Regions from separate parts of the Homo sapiens genome. Here all the other regions are linked to region 2. The links are chromatin contacts, found by Hi-C or POLR2A ChIA-PET in ENCODE. All regions are on one chromosome and are shown on one strand. The core of a region is the stretch at or near the end of the contact, and the rest is flanking DNA. Distances in the headings are between cores, read along the strand shown. Region 1 overlaps JARID2 (jumonji and AT-rich interaction domain containing 2). Region 2 has its middle 110 kb from the start of JARID2-DT. Region 3 overlaps JARID2 (jumonji and AT-rich interaction domain containing 2). Region 4 overlaps JARID2 (jumonji and AT-rich interaction domain containing 2).

The links. Hi-C counts contacts between places; a loop is a spot of excess contacts on that map. ChIA-PET counts read pairs that join two places held with the same protein, here RNA polymerase II (POLR2A). Pooled maps may share reads with other maps.
Region 1: a map with no recorded cell type shows a loop between it and region 2 (2.0-fold over the local background). The contact joins two enhancer-like sites. A Hi-C loop is called at or near these places in 2 of 37 single-sample maps with no recorded cell type and 1 of 50 pooled maps.
Region 3: a pooled map shows a loop between it and region 2 (2.1-fold over the local background). The contact joins two enhancer-like sites. A Hi-C loop is called at or near these places in 1 of 50 pooled maps. POLR2A ChIA-PET finds 5 or more read pairs at or near these places in 2 of 52 experiments (Panc1 and activated CD4-positive, alpha-beta T cell).
Region 4: a loop to region 2 is called in a map of mammary epithelial cell, with 5 times the contacts of the local background. The contact joins two enhancer-like sites. A Hi-C loop is called at or near these places in 1 of 168 maps with a recorded cell type or tissue (mammary epithelial cell) and 2 of 50 pooled maps. POLR2A ChIA-PET finds 5 or more read pairs at or near these places in 2 of 52 experiments (H1 and activated CD4-positive, alpha-beta T cell).

Annotation. Positions count from the first base shown.
Region 1 is chr6:15,387,315-15,391,630 of GRCh38, reverse strand. The region is part of intron 2 of JARID2 (jumonji and AT-rich interaction domain containing 2); the gene reads right to left. Among named protein-coding and RNA genes, the nearest start is that of JARID2-AS1, 140 kb to the right of the region's middle. RefSeq lists enhancers at 1,049-1,408, 4,031-4,140, 4,151-4,230. Within about 2 kb of position 1,250, at least 5 of the 41 ENCODE cell types and tissues checked have a DNase peak (open chromatin) inside an H3K27ac peak, as active enhancers do.
Region 2 is chr6:15,132,052-15,136,018 of GRCh38, reverse strand. No RefSeq gene overlaps it. Among named protein-coding and RNA genes, the nearest start is that of JARID2-DT, 110 kb to the left of the region's middle. RefSeq lists an enhancer at 2,397-3,596. Within about 2 kb of position 2,563, at least 5 of the 41 ENCODE cell types and tissues checked have a DNase peak (open chromatin) inside an H3K27ac peak, as active enhancers do; they include mammary epithelial cell, where a contact is called at or near this core.
Region 3 is chr6:15,489,838-15,494,172 of GRCh38, reverse strand. All of the region lies in intron 6 of JARID2 (jumonji and AT-rich interaction domain containing 2), which reads right to left. Among named protein-coding and RNA genes, the nearest start is that of DTNBP1-AS1, 54 kb to the left of the region's middle. RefSeq lists an enhancer at 1,982-2,483. Within about 2 kb of position 2,597, at least 8 of the 41 ENCODE cell types and tissues checked have a DNase peak (open chromatin) inside an H3K27ac peak, as active enhancers do.
Region 4 is chr6:15,441,390-15,445,299 of GRCh38, reverse strand. The region is part of intron 3 of JARID2 (jumonji and AT-rich interaction domain containing 2); the gene reads right to left. Among named protein-coding and RNA genes, the nearest start is that of DTNBP1-AS1, 100 kb to the left of the region's middle. RefSeq lists an enhancer at 276-776. Within about 2 kb of position 2,024, at least 3 of the 41 ENCODE cell types and tissues checked have a DNase peak (open chromatin) inside an H3K27ac peak, as active enhancers do; they include mammary epithelial cell, where a contact is called at or near this core.

The sequences.
Region 1 (4,316 bases), core at 1-2,500, 260 kb before region 2:
TAATATGATTTGACAGATTGCAAAGTGAATGGTTGCATAACACAGCCTTTATCATTTCTAAAAAGCTGCCTAAAATAGATAGGCCTTAAGAATTTTCTTTTGTTGACCCTAACTTAGAGCTTGTTCCCATCGGATGCTCTCCCACAGTCACTTTCTCCCCTCTGTCTGTCTCAGGCCTCCCCACTGACCCAGCTGGCACAGATCTAGCCTCCATTACATGCCACATGCTGGCTCTGAAACTCTCTGCTAGGGCTCCTCAGAGACTTCAGAACCCAATAGTCTGTGGGGTACCCCTCCTATACAAACCTAACACCGACTACGCCTACAGGGCAGCTTTCACCAACACCACTGAGGATGCCTTGCTGGGGAAAACTAGAGAGGCAATCCTTCCTTCCATGCTTGTCAGGGCCGCAGCAGTCTCAGCTCGCCAAGCCCTAGGGTGAGGCCTGATTACAAGACATTGGCATTCAGAACCTAGAAGGGGGCAAACCAACTTGAAAACCGTCCCTTAGGTGTCCTGCTTCATGACAAAGCTACAGCACAAATAGGAAGTCACGGGGTACTGTATATCTACAACCTCAATAATGATCGCCCTTTTAAATGTTTACATTCTTCCAGGCACTAAGAACCTGAAATAAATCAACTGCATTCATCGTAAGAATACCACCTCTGAGGAAAAAAAATTAGTATCCCATTTTCTGAGACGGAAAACAACAAACCAAACAGATGGTGGTATCAAGTTTGTCGGTTTTCTGAACCCTTGGTGGGACCCTGGGACATACTTACAGGGATGACAGTGTGATCCTTCAACAATTTCCACTAGCAGAGCTGGAGGACTGCGGCCTACTGGACCTGAGCTGGCAGGAGGGTAGATGCCCAGCCATTCTCTCCAGGAAATCTCTGATGGTCTGTATTCATGGATCCAAGGACAACCCAGTCTTCCTTCAGTTTTACAGAGCACACATGAGAAGGCCCAGCTTGCGTTCCCAGAGATGACCTGAGCTCTGTCAACAACTGCCTACCCCCACAAAAGGACAGGCAATCCCTTGCACAGAGTTTCTCACAGAGGGGCTAAGAAATCGGCCAGCAGGGATGTCAACATCCACTACCAAGAACAGCCACTTGATGGCAATCTTAACCTATTCCCTTGGAATTCGTCCATAAAGGGAGACCCCAGAAGGCTAGAAGCACCAAGCATGGGCTGCACAACGTGGACAGAGCTAAGAAGGACGTCCCTGCTTGACCTGAGTGTGCGGCAGTGCGGCGATGAACGGATAGAGAACCCCACACCAACAAGCACTGTTGGGTTCTTCTCCATATCTAGGCTTCTCTGGGGACTAGGCAGAAGTGGCTATAGGCTCTGCAGTCAGACAGCTCAGGAGCATGGAAACCTCTCGAGCTCCATGGCGCACTCACATTGGGTTTCTCATCAGACTGAAATGCAAGTGGACAGATGACAACAAATATGAGAATAAATCAAAGGCAAGTTCCTCCTCCTTACTGTGGAAACTTGTTCTCTGAAACAGGGAAGGGCAGGAGGCAGGGGGTGAAAAAAGTGGACTTTCCTTAGAAGGTGGGACACCTGTTGAATAAAGCACTCAAGCACCGCCCTCCTCATTTAAGTTGTCAAAGAAGGAAACTAAAAGCCATGTGCATCTCTAGGAAAAAAGTCTCTCCAGTTAAAAATAGAAATACACTGTAAATTGCTGCACTACACACTTCTATTTTTGGTAGCAGGAAGATGAACTGAAGGGCTCTCTGAAACATCAAAACATCAAAGGGTGGGAGGGGGTCCATACCATCATATTACCATAAAATAGTCCACTGTCTTAGCTAGGATAATGACACGTTTCCACAGAGGGTTCGACCTCACTTTGTGTGGTAGTTTCCCAACTCCTGGCTTCTCCATTTATAAAAAGAGTTCAGGCAGAGTGAAGAGTTTGCCAACATTTTCCTCAGAGGGATTCAGAAAGTGCCAGCTGAGAGCCTTCCAGCTCACCCTTTAAAACTCTGTAACACTTTCCAACTGAGCAAACTGGAAGGCCCTTTCAAATGACACTAGGAACAAAGTCATCTCATGGAGGGTACACTGCTGGGGGAGCCCCTAGGGAACAGATCACTCTAGATGCATTCTTCTAAATTCACTCTCAAAGGAGGCAAGATGCTATTTTTCAAATAAGCATTCAAAAGCATGGGTCCCTTGGTGAAAACCCCAATCACATGGGATGGAAGCAGACTATCAAAAATAACAGTGTTCCAGCCTGGGCAATACAGTGACACCCCATCTCTACCAAAACATTTAAAAATCATCCAGGCGGTGACACGTGCCTATAGTCCCATCCACTCAGGCGGCTGAGGTGGGAGGGTTGCTGGGGGCGGTGCACGCAAGCTGCAGTGAGCTGAGATCGTGTCACTGCACTACAGCCTGGGCAACAGAAAAAATAAAAACAAACAGTTAAATAAATTGATTAAATATAAAAGACAGTTAAATGATTGCAAAATGGAGACCTTGGACTGCCTTCATGTAACACATGGCAGCATAACTTTGAGAGCCATGGAAAGCTAAAAGCAGACTACCACTTCAGAGACCACCAGAAGCTAGCCTGGGAGCCTCCACACGTGGCCTTCCCCGTCACCAAGATGGCAGTACCAAGCATGAACAGGCACCCACCTAACTGCAGAAAGAAAACAGGGACTCAGTTAAGGATTACCCAGATGACAAGGGCAGGGCAGATCACACAGGAAGACAACCTTTCTGTGTATACACAGAAAGAGCTGAACCAGCCATTAGCTCCAAAGCATAAATGAAGCAAGAACACTAGTAACAGGTCAGGGAGAGAAGCTACGGGGTCTGAAAGCATGCGGGGCATAAGTTACCATGAAACACAAGAGACAGCTCTCCTTGGATGTCAATGGCAGGGTACAGGTTTGGCCTTGCCGGTTTATAATCAAGAATGGGATGTCACTGGCGAATATAAAATATTATAAAATATTTATATATTTTATATTATAGTTTGTTGTAGAAAAATTATATATATATATTTTATAATATATTATAAAATAGCTCATGTTTCTCTCCTCATCCCCACACCTCCTTGAACGATAGACTTGTACTGTTTTTATCATCCTTGGGAAAGAAATTATGAAGAAGCTAAATCTGGGACTCTACAGAAACATTTTAAAGCCTATAGAGGAAGCTAAAAGGATAGATGAGATTTGGCAGCAGGTGAGCTTAAAAATCAAATTGTAAATTAAGGGATTTATGAACTGTAGGGTAATTTCCCAGAAGCATATCTAGTAATCACTCTTCTGGCTTTTAAAGATATACCATACAGGACTCTAAACATTTAAAGTGGCTCAAGTAATAACAGGTTATTTCCAAAAGCTAAGTAAAGGGCCCTCTAAATTTGAGGGAAATCAGATCTAAGACATTCACAAGCACAGCAAAACTACCCTAGTCCATTACAATAAATCTGATAGTAATTAAAGCTACTTAAATACACATATCACAGAATTCGAAGATTTAGAAAACACATGAAGCCTTTCTCTAGCAGGGAACAATATCACTCTATAAGAAAGAACGTCAATAAATCCTATTCACAAACAAGTCACCTCTGGCTGTAGGAAGCCCTATCTGGTGACCCTGCAGGGTCTTTCTATTCTATTACACGTCAAGAATAAAAAATGGCTGGGAGTCACAAAAGGTAGATAAGATGAATTACTGTTAAACAGATAGGATTCCCTCGACCTCAGAAGTCCTCAAATAATTCCACAATGCTTCCCCAAATAATCTATGACAACAGAAACATCCTCCCAGGACCATCACAACTGCCATCCCCCTGTCAAAAGCAGTTACTCCATCCAGGCTTCTCAAAGGTCAAACAGCTCTAAGGGTTTCCTGACTTACCAGGAAAATGTTCTAGTATCACACAAGCAAGAAAGAAAACATGCTGCAGATTAACATGGAGTTTAATTTAATCTACAGTTAGACTGGAATAAAATTGTCACCATGTCCAAGGCCTGCAGAGACTGTAATGTACTCCCCACAAAGTCTTCTGTTGAAGCTCTAACCCCTAAGGTCCATGAGAAGGTGATCGAGGGTAAATAAGGTCATAGGGGCACAGGGCTCTGACCTGAGAGGGCTGGAGTCCTCGCATGAGGAGGAAGACTCAGAGGAACCAGCCAAGAAGAGGGCACTCAACAGGAACCCAGCTGGCCTGCACCTTGATCTTGGACTTACAGACACCAGAACTGTGAGAAATGGAAATTTCTATTATATCAGCAGCCCAGTCTAAGGTAATTTATTATGGCAGCCT
Region 2 (3,967 bases), core at 1,314-3,813:
AACCTCTGCCTCCTGGGTTCAAGCGATTCTCCTGCCTCAACCTCCCTAGTAGCTGGGACTATAGGCCCACGCCACCACACCCAGCTAACTTTTGTATTTTTAGTAGAGATGGGGTTTCAGCATGTTGGCCAGGCTGGTCTTGAACTCCTGACCTCAAGTGATCCACCCACCTCAGCCTCCCAATGTGCTGGGATTACAGGAGTGAGCCACCACTCCAGGCCTATTGTGCTTTTAAATAACAGATGTCAGGACAATGTTTAAAGCACATAACACGAGTATTGAAAAATGTTTGTCCGCTTTTAAAAGAAAAAAAAAAACCCACAATAATGAATTCAGCCTGCCAGTTTGTATTTTCAAGGAATATTTTAACTCTTGAGGAATTTCTAGCACCTACCCTTTAAATATCCCTCTCCTACAGTGAATGAAAGCCAAAGCCATTTTGGACTAACAGTTTCTTGTGTAGACGCACCAAGGCAGCAATATATAAGTCAGTTTTTCAAGGATTGAGACTCCCTTAGAACTGCAGGGCTCTGTGTTAGTTCTCACTTACTGAGCAAACAACACACGAGGGAAGTAACAGATACACTCATTTTGAAGACCTCGAAGAGGATGAACCAGAGGCAAGTTAGTGCTTTGGAAAAAATCAGATGTAGGGGCAGAGGGGGTTGGAGGAGAGATGAAGGCAGAAGATGCAGCATCTCTCTGGGAGAAATGGCAGGTGAATAGGCAGGAACTGAAGGAGTGGTGGGTGGAGCAGATGGCTCAGGGTCAAGATTCAAGTGAGATTCCGGGAGGGTGGTAACCAAGGACACCCCACAAGAGACGTGGTGGGAGGACTGACGCGGCAGGAGTGGGGAGAGAGGCCATGGGCCTATTTGCCCATATCTGGCAACCATCTGCAGCGTTGGTCTGAACCTAACTCATGGTAAGATTGGAACAGTGAGTCCCCAGCAAGTGGAGGTAGGTTCCTCACCTTATTTCATAAGGCAGAATTTATGGTGGAAAAGAAGGTAACAGGAAAGGGAGCGGCAGTGAAAAGAATGGAGCTGAAATAGACTTTTGCAATTGACTAGAACAGTTCCCTCTTTGGGAGGTGAGGCACTAAAGCCTGGGTTGAAAGGTAGGTTATTTAATATCTCAGGGTCTCAGCTTCTCTCACCTGTAAATTAGAAGGGTTGCATTAGAAGGTTGTGATATTTCTTCTTAAATTATGATTATAGAATGCCACTTATTTATTTCTTTATCTTAGCTGACAAGTAAAACTTGTATATCGTTATAGCATTTAACATGATGCTGCTTTCGTTGTTGTTTTGTTTTTGTTTTTTTTATTGATAGGACTGTTTAAAACACAGGATCCATGGGAAGAGGGTCAAATTTAAAGAGGCCCTTAGGGATTCATTATATGGAATAACCAGAATTTGTTGTGTGGGGCAGTTGAAGGCATTAGAGACAAAATCCTGGTTTCCTAATTTGAGAAATTAAAAAATATATATAGCTTGCAGACCACTACCTTTGTCACCTCCCAGGAATCAGGAAGCCCAGGTGAGGATCCATCGCATTAGGAGAGTGTTACGTCATGCTCTGAGATGTGAATACCTCGTAGAATGGATAATTTAGGCTATTTAACATATGCAGATTGTCATGTGTCTAATGCAGCATCAGGATCTGGAGTCACACCCAGCGCTCTCCACTGTCTACCCCGCACTCCACCATGCCCAGATTTTATCACTCCTAGAACTGCTTTGTAAATTAGCATTCATCCATGATAGAGGCCTAGATGACAGACAAGACGTCCGATGATGCTATGAAGAAGTAACATGGGCTGAGCATGGTGGCTCACGCCTGTAATCTCAGCACTTTGGGAGGCCGAGGCAGGAGGATCACTTGAGCCCAGGAAATTCAGACCAGCCTGGGCAATATAGGGAGACCCCGTCTTTATAAAAAACTAAAAAAAAAGAGAAAAAAATTAGCTGGGCATGGTGGCATGTGGGAGGCTGAGGTGGGAGCATTGCTTGAGCCCTAGAGGTCAAGGCTGCAGTGAGTGGAGATCGCACCACTGCACTCCAGCCTGGGCAACAGAGTGAGACCCTGTCTGAAACCCCCCACCAAACCAAAAAGCACACAAGCAACAGGATGCTATGAAGAAACAAAAGGTTAATAATTAAAAAAAAAAAAAAAAAAACATGCACAGCACTTTGCTTTCCCATTTATCTGGCTAGTGAATGGGGGTCAGGTTTGGGAGGAACGTTATGGAGGGAGTAAGCTCACGTTTGGAGCCAAAACCAAGAGCTTAGGCCTAAGCTCTTATTTTTCGCAAGCAACACTGTGGGATGCCCATGAAAATATGATTATGGAATCCTCTCCATAAAAACAAAGTAGCAAGACCTTCAGGTGCTTCTCACTCTTATTCATGAATAGCCCCTTTTTCTTTCTGTTGACATGGAGTCAAGCAAGTGATTTCAGGGACATCTCAATGAATCACTGACCGGGTAGAGACTTGTTTCAGGAGCAGGCTTCCTAGGGGCAGGATGTGTGCAGGGCGGGCAGGAAATGAATGGGCAACGAGAACGGCATCTGGTCAATGGCACAACCATCTTTTTCTTCTGTTACTTCTCTTTAGAGCATTTGCTCATTCAGCAAGAAAGTAGAGAACAGCTGCCGCATCTTCAGGGCTTCCTGGTTATGCTGCAAAGTGACTAGGGTCATTCAAAATGGGTCCCTGCCCTTAAGAAACTTATGCTCTATACAGAATCCCAGACATGTTTCAAGGACTTGAGAAATAATTACAAGGTAACTCACAATGTCTCTTCCTTTGAGGAAAAGATCAAAAGGGCTGTAGTACAATGAATCATCATGTTGGTGCCTGTTTGGATTGCCTAAGTGTTCCAGGGAGGCATTTGGACTGGAGGTGAACAGGAGCCAGGACTAGATTTGAGAGGCTCTTGACTTTCCCACTCCCTGCCCTGGATCTGATTCCTCCCCAGGAGCCTGGGAATTACAGTGTTGGTTCTCTGACTCACTAGGATGTCATAAAGATGGTGAGACATTGTCTGTCCTGCTCCTTCCGCCCTTTGACAGAAAGGCACCTCTAGAGATGAATACAGGGTGTTAATGCTGATTATAGCAGTTTCGATTTGCATTTCCATACACTAGACGACCTAATCCACTCTGTCTAAACATGGAAATCCCATAACTCTGCCCAACTCATCACTCCATTAATCCACTTAACCCCTGGCCAATACATAATCTAAATATTTAATCATGTCTATTTGTTATCTGTGTTTATTCCATGTTCATTCATGGTCTGAGTCTCCTCTCTGTTTATCCATCTCAGTAGAATCTAGTCTAAACCAGGAGAATCCCAAGGAGAGGAGGAAGAGTGTCTTATCCATTTTATTCTTTTCTGGCACATAGTACTGAACTTGGCACGTAGTAGGTGTTTGATGTTAACTGGCAACAATCTCTCAGAATAATTTTTTTTTTTTTTGCATCTTCAGAGAAATATTTTATTATCACTATCGGAGAATCTTACTGTTTCCAATGCCCACCACAATGCCTGGCACATACTGTTTAATGAGAAGTTGGATAATTAATCTTGGGTCATACAATGGGAGCAGGAGAATGCGAAAAAGCAGAACTGGTCTAGAAGGGAGAAGACTTAGAATCTGTTTTTGGTTCTGCAATAGGCTAGTATATGAGGTTGGTCAAGTCTTTTGAAGGCTCTGGGCCCTGGCTTTCTTGTTAGTCGTGTGGATGGATAGGATTAGAACCCCAATCTGCTTTGGCTCCAATATTTTGCCTAGATCTGAGGGCTATGGTATAGAAAAAGGCACAAGGAGGCGGGGGTTCATCAAATGTCAGAATGAGCGCTTCTTCCCACCATTACCACTGCCACTTAAGGACCAGGAAAATGGGCTGGAAACCAGGGCATCTGTTTCCCTCTACGCCTCCTCTTCACCCTCACTGG
Region 3 (4,335 bases), core at 1,348-3,847, 360 kb before region 2:
CTGTATTTCTCTATATGCCACCAATTAAGTGCAGTCCAATCAAAGCCACAAATTCTTGGTAGGACATCATCTCTTAGGAGCCAGGCCCATGGAGGCCTCATTCCTAGAGCCAGATCTCAGGCCCCATGAAGAGGCAGAAGCGAAGACCCAGGAATCACACTCTGGCTCTTAAACCATGAGTCACCCATAAAAAAAGTGGGACTGACAGACGGTCTGGAATAAATAATGCGAAACCCTTTTGGAGAGGAAAAAAAGCACCTGGCAATGATAAATTTAAAACAGATTTATAAAACCAGGGGTAAGGACAAACAGAAATATTCCGTGGTAAGTACTGTTAATCTGCAAGAGGAGGTATAGTGAGGAATGCAAATCTCTTAGTTTTAATTGTTCTTTCAAATGCTTCCACTAAAACCAAAACAAGACAAAACATTTAGAAAAACAAAAGCAAACAGTAAACTCCAGCTGGGGCTGATCTTTATTTCCAGCAACAAAGGCTGGTGGGGCTGGGTGGGGGTGGGGGAATGGGCCTCAGGGAATCCAGGACCTTGGGGAAGGGCTCTATCTCAGGTTCAGACAGCAAAAGACAACACCTCTACAGTTGGCTCAATCTCCTTTTAACCTGTAGGGGTGCAATCTGTTTCAGCCCTACTCCCAGCACAAGAGTCTCCTTAAGGAGACGGACACAGTGCGGCTTCGTATATCGCTAATCAAAATGGCAAACTCCAGATGGTGCCGGACATAACCCAACTCCTGTGAGGTTCAGGCATCAGCCACCACTACTTGCTGAGGTTTAGTTCAGTGTTTTCCAAACCTGGCACCCCTAAAACCCTTAGGGGAGCTTCAAAATAATGTAAATCCCTTCCCTCTAGATTCTGTGCTAATTGGTGAGGATCAAGAAAGGGAATCAGTGTTTAAAAGCCTCAGATGTCTCAGTGTTCCCACAAATCCGTGGACCCTACCCTTCCCTAACACCGCTGTCCAAATACCAGAGTGCTATGTCTCTCATATTCTATCTCAAATAAGAGTGTAAGGCCTTTGGTTCCATCCATTCTGGCTTCTCGGGGGCACCTGAGTTCATGGCTAGCAATGCTACAGGGAAGTAAATTTTCAACACAGCTGAATTCTATATATCACTATCTTCAATGGCAAAAGGAACACCTTGTTTACATCTTTCTGAAAACCTAAATACTGAATTATTGGCAAGGTATACATTCAAATAACTTGCTTTATGAGAGAAATGAGTTGCAATATTTTCCTTCTTATTATAGGAGTTATCTTCAACAGTATCCACCCAGATATCACACACGCATGCCCATATAACAAGCTCAAAGACTAGATGGATCTCACCCACAACACAGACCAGCGAAGTTCAAACAATTACGAAGACTGAAAAAGGCAAGTGTCACTGGCCATCTTCCTCCTCGAAACCCAGAGGGTCCGTGTTCTATGCCCACCACGAGAGGCCACAGGGGAGCTGAAAAGCTAACATAGGAAGCCCCTTAAGCTGCTCCATGTGTCCTAAAAGGGAGAAATAAAACAGAACCAACAACCCAGCCAGCACCACCATTGTGGGGAAACCTGGGACCCACCAATCTAACAAAAGGACACCCCTTTTCCTGGCCTGGACTTGTCTATAAGGAGCCAACACTTAATCAGTACAAAAGGAAACAGAAGAATGGAGGAAGGCATTGTCTTACCTTGTTACCGAAGGTCTCCCTCAACCCACCTCTGTATCAATTAAAACCACACAGCCCCAGTTATGCAGCCAGTGCACTACAAGGAAGGCCACCGCTGCACGTCCTGAGGGATTCCACAGAAGAGCACACACAGGAAGTCATCTGAACTCACTGAAGAATTAGCGCCGACGTGGGCTACAGCAGGACCCTCCATTGAATGACAATACATTTCAGCTGAGCAGCTTTATACATAAGTGCTTGAAGTTACTCCTTCTCTCAGCTCTGTTGTGGATTTCTGGCTTCTCAGCCCATTGCCCCCAGCCCCCAACCCAGCTCTGCAGAAAGTGAGGTGTCTGCAGCGTGTGCTCCTTGGCCCACAGCCATCCGTCACCTGTATCTCAGGTGATCCCAGGCACACGGCCATGAGATATTAAAGCAATCCCTCCTAGTCATAAGAGAATGGTTTCAATTTAACAGGCAAGGTTGAGAGCATTTTCAAGTTACGTTCGGCCAGATGAGTACTGGCAACAATACCTCATTCTTCTTGCAGAAGGGATATAAGGTGAGAGATATGAAAGTCCAGGACATCAAACGTTCCTACCTGACTTTGTTCTTAATAACAGAAATTCCATCTTAAAAACTGTACCCAATCCACACTCTGTGTGCTTGCTTTAAGAATATAAAATCTCTCCCCTCCATCCTTATGGGTTTTTCTCCACCCCACCACCGACACACACAATATTTAAATCAACTCAGTATGATGACAGATGAAAAGGAGAAACATGCACTTCCAAGGCAGAGCAGAAGATGAGAAATGACTCTGATGTTTTTGGTTAACTAAGCAAAAATGTTTTAGTCGTTCAAGATTATGACGCTGTCCTCAGTTCAACCTCAGATTCACTGGCAAGTTCTTCTTCTCCACGAGAGGGAGCCGTTGAGCCGAGGCCTCTGCCAGCCTTTCAAAACAGAACCAGAGGCCCAGAGAGAGAAACAGTTGGTGGCTGGGGGTAGTCCATTTGCACTTTAAAACTTGAATCAAAAACAAAGAGCCTAAACAGAAGCGAAATGCACTGGACAGACAGTGAGTTATGGAAGGGGAGGAGCAGCCTGCTCAAACACTGACCGCAGCAGCAGATGGGCAGGAGCCTCCTAGCCAAGGCCAAGGCCAAGGCAAATGTGCTCTAAAAGAGATGCCTGGGTTCCACTGGGCAATCTAGATGTACCTATAACCTCTCCTCCCACTGAAGGCAATGTAACTGAGTCACAAATACCCCACCACCAGCAAGTGCAATTCAAATGACAAAATAATGTCATGAGAAGAAAACCTTTAACTTTTTTAAAAACTAATATGATTTTCTATGTTTCCTTCTCAATAGCCGTATTTTCCAGAACTTTAAAAGAATATTCTCAATTCCTTGGCCCTCTCTGAATCTTACTAGGGCAGGATTTTTCTGCAAGGCTTGTACATTTTCATATGAAAACCTCTTCAGTGACAGTAGCCTATAGCTCAATGGAAGGTCCTGCAAAACCAGTGGGATTAGCCAGTTGATCATTTTCTTCTCACACTCAGCCTCAGCGTAAGAAATGAGAATCACATGTGGCCACATCTGGTTCAATATCCTGGCTTACAAACCACACAAATTTCTACACAAGTACAAAACCTGCTCATGACTCTCTTGGAAAACTAATACTTCAAAACCCTTGCTAGAAATAAAGCTCGTCTGTTGGACTATCCTAAACTTGTTACTTTCTGTCACTGCATGTAAGCAGAAGTACTACTGCAGGAAAGCAACAGAAAAACACCATTTGCTCCTTGGTGAGACCCTTACCATACAACCAAATTATTACCCAGGGGCACTCCCAGCCCCATGACAATGCAATGTTATACAGGCATGTGCATTCCATGACAAAGACAGCTCATTTGGTATAATCGAGAGTAAACGGCCGGGGCCAGAGCCCTCTCACCAAGAAAAAGGCTTAGGTGAAGTACGCACTGGTGTGTTCTAACTCTCGGGTTCTAGGGACTCCATAAATCGCACACACTATCAAATGGCATTGCCCAGTTCGCACGAGGGGAAGTGGTTTTAGACTTGGAAGACAGGTGCATGCACCCACACAGTTCATTATAGCAAGCAGAGCAAAGGCACTTCTCGGCAGCACCCCCTAAAAATTACATTCCTCCACATTTCAATACAGTCACATTTATGCTTTTAAGCTGAACAATAACAAAAAAAAATCCACATATCATATTTGAAATGAAAGATCAGAGTATCCTCTGGGCCCATATCTTTCATGCAGTTGAAAAGATGAAAGGTCACAGTCTAATCACTTGTATCAAGCAGTCACAAGGGAATCTACAATTTGCTTTTACTGACCTTATTTTCAGAGTACTTAACTAATAGGATCTGAGGGTTTGAAAATTTTCCTTTTATTTCTCACAATGTCCCTGGTATAAGGAGTTGGCCAGACTGGCTCCAAAGGAATAATAGGGCCCAGGAAGGTTAAATATCACATCTCAAGTCTCATTGAAGGTCAGAGTCAGAGCCAAATTAGAATCTGGAGCCATGGGTCAACCCATCTGGGCTGGTTAGACTGGAACAGGGAAGGAGGAGGAGAGGGAAGAGGGAGAAAGTGGGGAAAGGGTGACAGGAGAGGATCC
Region 4 (3,910 bases), core at 775-3,274, 310 kb before region 2:
AAACCCCAGGGATGAACTAACAGTCCTATGCCAAATACTTTTTTCTTTTGTAATACCCTCCCTGTGCCCCTTCCTCCCCAAATGATTGATTTAGAAGCTTCCTGGGCATCCTGCCATTAGAAGCTTCACACAAGGGTGGCACTGTTTCTCCAGGTTTCCTCTGGGGTCATCAACAGTGTAGAGTTAACCAGCTTATTGCTATCTGTGCACTCAATCTCTAGGGTAGCCCTGACTGCGGCACAACAGCAATTTCCAGGTTAATTAAATCCTATTTCTGTCCAGGATTTCTGATAGCCTGCAAACCCAAGAAGGGCATGGCGTGACACACAAATCAGCTGGATCAAGCAGGAGCAAGGGGGACCAGGCGGCTTAAAGTGAATGCACAGCTGTTCCCTTGCTGAGGGAAGTACATGCCAAAACATCATTTTATTAACTCAATTTTCCAATATTAAAAACGTAAGCTGGTAAATCCAATTATTTAGATTACATCCCAATTCTAAACAAAGGGCAAGGAAAGGGTGGGAGGGAGGGTCTGTTCATTCAAAAAAAAAAAAAAAAAAAAAATCAGACAGTTCGTGTCTGGCAAATGCAAAATGACCGGCATGGCTGCGCTCTTTGTGCCGGTGTGGGAGCTGGCCCTGAAGCTTTGCCAACTTGCTGAAAGGCCTATTCAAAAAAAAAAAAAATTTCCTGTGTTTCCATCCCCAAAATAATTACCCACTCCATTCGCCCCCCAGACACACACACTACAAACCTGGCAGCCACTCAAAGAAACAAGAGTGTGCCCGTGTGTGTGCGCACTGGAGGTTGTGGGGGGTCGGGCAAGGGATACCCTCTACCCAGGGCAAGCTGCCCACCAAATTCAAATGCAAGTGCGGTTGCGAGCAAACCACACAGAATGGTTGTAAACATCCTGAACAGTAAAGAGAAAATAAACACATCCTCAAGTGAACCCAGAGGCTAGCAGAGACCAATTCATAGCAAACTCTGTAATGAGAGGCACTAGCATAGACCATATCCTTCTAAGCGCAAGGTCCACCCAGTTCCCACAGTTTTAAACGGTCAGGGTTTGATTTACCAGAATGGGAGGGCATCACACAATGACAAAACGGGAGGTCAGCTGGCTCTGTAAGCAGAGTTATCCTACGCAGAATGCCTGCTTTATGGTACTTCTGGAGATGGAGCCCTAGTGGTCCACAGCCTCATTTCTTGCTTTACACATAAACTGATGGAACACTTTGTTTATGCAAAAAACCGCAGGATATTAAATATTTGCAGCACTTGTCTTAATTAAGTTACATAGGAAGCTATTTAGAATAAACATTTGCCATAGCCGGAATTTGCGTAAAGAAATCTTTTGTTAGTTGAATTCCCCTCAAGATGAAACATTATGATGTTTTGCTTGGTCAGTGGTACAAGCAAAAGAGTAGTGGTGTCACAAAACCTGAGTTTAGTTCACCTAACTTGTCACCTAGGGCAAGCTGGGTCTTTTTTTCTTAGGTGGTTTTTTTAAGGACTATTTTAAAAAGGGAAGCTAAGGCTCTCTCTAGCTCCAAGCTTCTGTGATCTTTGACCTCCTCTTAAAAAAACAAGTGGTACCTGAATGTAGTAATTTCTGTAATAAATCTTTTGGATCTATCATTTCGTAAGAGTAGATGAAAAGTCCTGATTATTTTGGAGAAGTAAAATCTAAATCTCCAAACTGTCAGTATTGCTAAAGATTTCTAGCGCCAACTTTCTAACTGCCAGTAAAACAGCAAAATATACTGACTTTTAAAGTGCTAGTACTACCACCTAGCACTTTAGAAGGTGGAGGGGAAGGTGAAAAATTCATTCATATATATTTTAGAAAGATATCACAATTCCAAAAATCCACTCCCCTACTCCCTTAAAGATTAAATAGTAGCAATACAATCTGTAATCTGCATTTCCTTCCACTTAGCCCTTCCAATGAGGAGTAACTCATTTAGGCAACACGTTAACTTACTTCAGAACTGTGAGTCACCCTTAGGAACGCTGACATAACTACTTAAAAATATATTCATCAGCTCTATCCATGAAGAAGCCAGCCCAAGGACAAGGCAAGCCTTGCAAATCCAAACATCACCACCACATCAGGAAGACACCATTCTTGCTCGCAGACACTTCACTCCCTTGGAATACTAAAGTGGAAAACAGGCATCAGAGAGAAAGGTGAATCTTTTTTTTTTTTAATTCCAGGGAAGGATTAGGGGGGTAGGAAAGAGGAGGAAAAAAATTAAAAAATCGAAGATAATAGCACTAAATATCTACAAGATATGAACTTTTTCCCAAATAAAACATGACTTGGTGCATATAAATCTCAGGTAGCTGGTGACATCCTGCACAAACAGTATGAAAAGTAATATGCAGTACAGTTTTTTATTCAATTAATAAAATTATTCAATTATGTTTCTTGAAATCTTCTATGGCATCCTGAAATGTCAGAGAACCAAGACTGCCTGAAAATCATGACTGTCATGATCAAGGAAACATCTGACATTGACTTCTTTTGTGTTCTAGAAAGCAACCGTGTCAAATTTGAGAGGGATCATCATTAATCAACAATTAAAGTGGCAACAAAGCCCTTTTGTTCTGTCAGTCACAAATGACACAGTTATAGTTTACCACCTATGGAAGGCTGTCTGCGCCGCCATCCCCACACGGCATAACCCCGTTGTTATGAGGGATACAACTCCAAGCCCAGGAGGGAAGAGCCACAAATACTCTTCTCGTCAAAGACTGCTGGTCTCAGGACAGTCTCAAGCAAAAAGCAGATAGATCTTAAGGCAGAAGGGACTACATAAAGACAGTAAGAGTCAGAGTAACACATGCAAGTAGCTACAGAATCCAGCCAGGATCTGGCCAAAATAATTTCTAATAGGCTGTTGTAGTTACAAGGAGTGAACAAATTATCTAAGTACATTCAGTTTTAAAAGCCTAGAAGAGCGAGTTAAAATGTTAATTTGCCTTTCTACTATCTCTCGATGGGATTCCCTATTTAGTTTTTAAAATATCATTTCAACAAAAACCCTAGCAGTCTCTCAATTTTAGATTACTCAACACCCAACTGCAAATTGCCAGAACTCTCCTGGCAATGGGCATGTTTGGAAAGGCAAAGGGAATGACCCTGTGAGGCGAGAATCCTGTTTTACTTCCTTTTTTTTTTTTCAAAATGCAAGAGAAATATAAGAAGAAATTGTATTCTACAATGCTATACAGCTTATTAAAAAATAAAAATCCAGGCCAGGCGTGGGGGATCACCTGAGGTCAGGAGTTTGAGACCAGCCTGACTAACATGGTCTCTACTAAAAATATAAAAATTAGCTGGGCGTGGTAGCAGGCGCCTGTAATCCCAGATACTCAGGAGGCTGAGGCAGGAGAATCACTTGAACCCAGGAGGTGGAGGTTGCAGTGAGCCGAGACCGTGCCATTGCACTCCAGGCTGGGCAACAAGAGCAAAACTCCATCTCAAAAATAAAATAAAATAAAATAAAAATAAATAAATAAAGAAAATCCAGTGGAATGCTTCTAAGATAGCTGCAGAAACTTCCCACCAGAAATATCATACCAGATGGAGTTGTGCGGTAGGTGAGGTCCTAACCATCCATTCAGCACACGACAGACCAAAGCACAAAGGCGGCACTCAGAGTGTCCTCTAAGTCCCAGAAGGACCAGAGTGGGCTCTGGCATCTTACATGTCCTCCCTCTCATGCAGTAAGTTCACTAACAGAAATTTTCTTCATTTAAAGGGTAACAAATAGAAAAGGGATCCCAGGCAATTTCCCCACCCACTGCAAATCTTATGAAGTAGCCAGCATGCACCAATAGATGGCAATAGCGAGTCTTTACACTCCAGCTGTGGGATCACCCCTAAGGGGAAAAAAAGGAA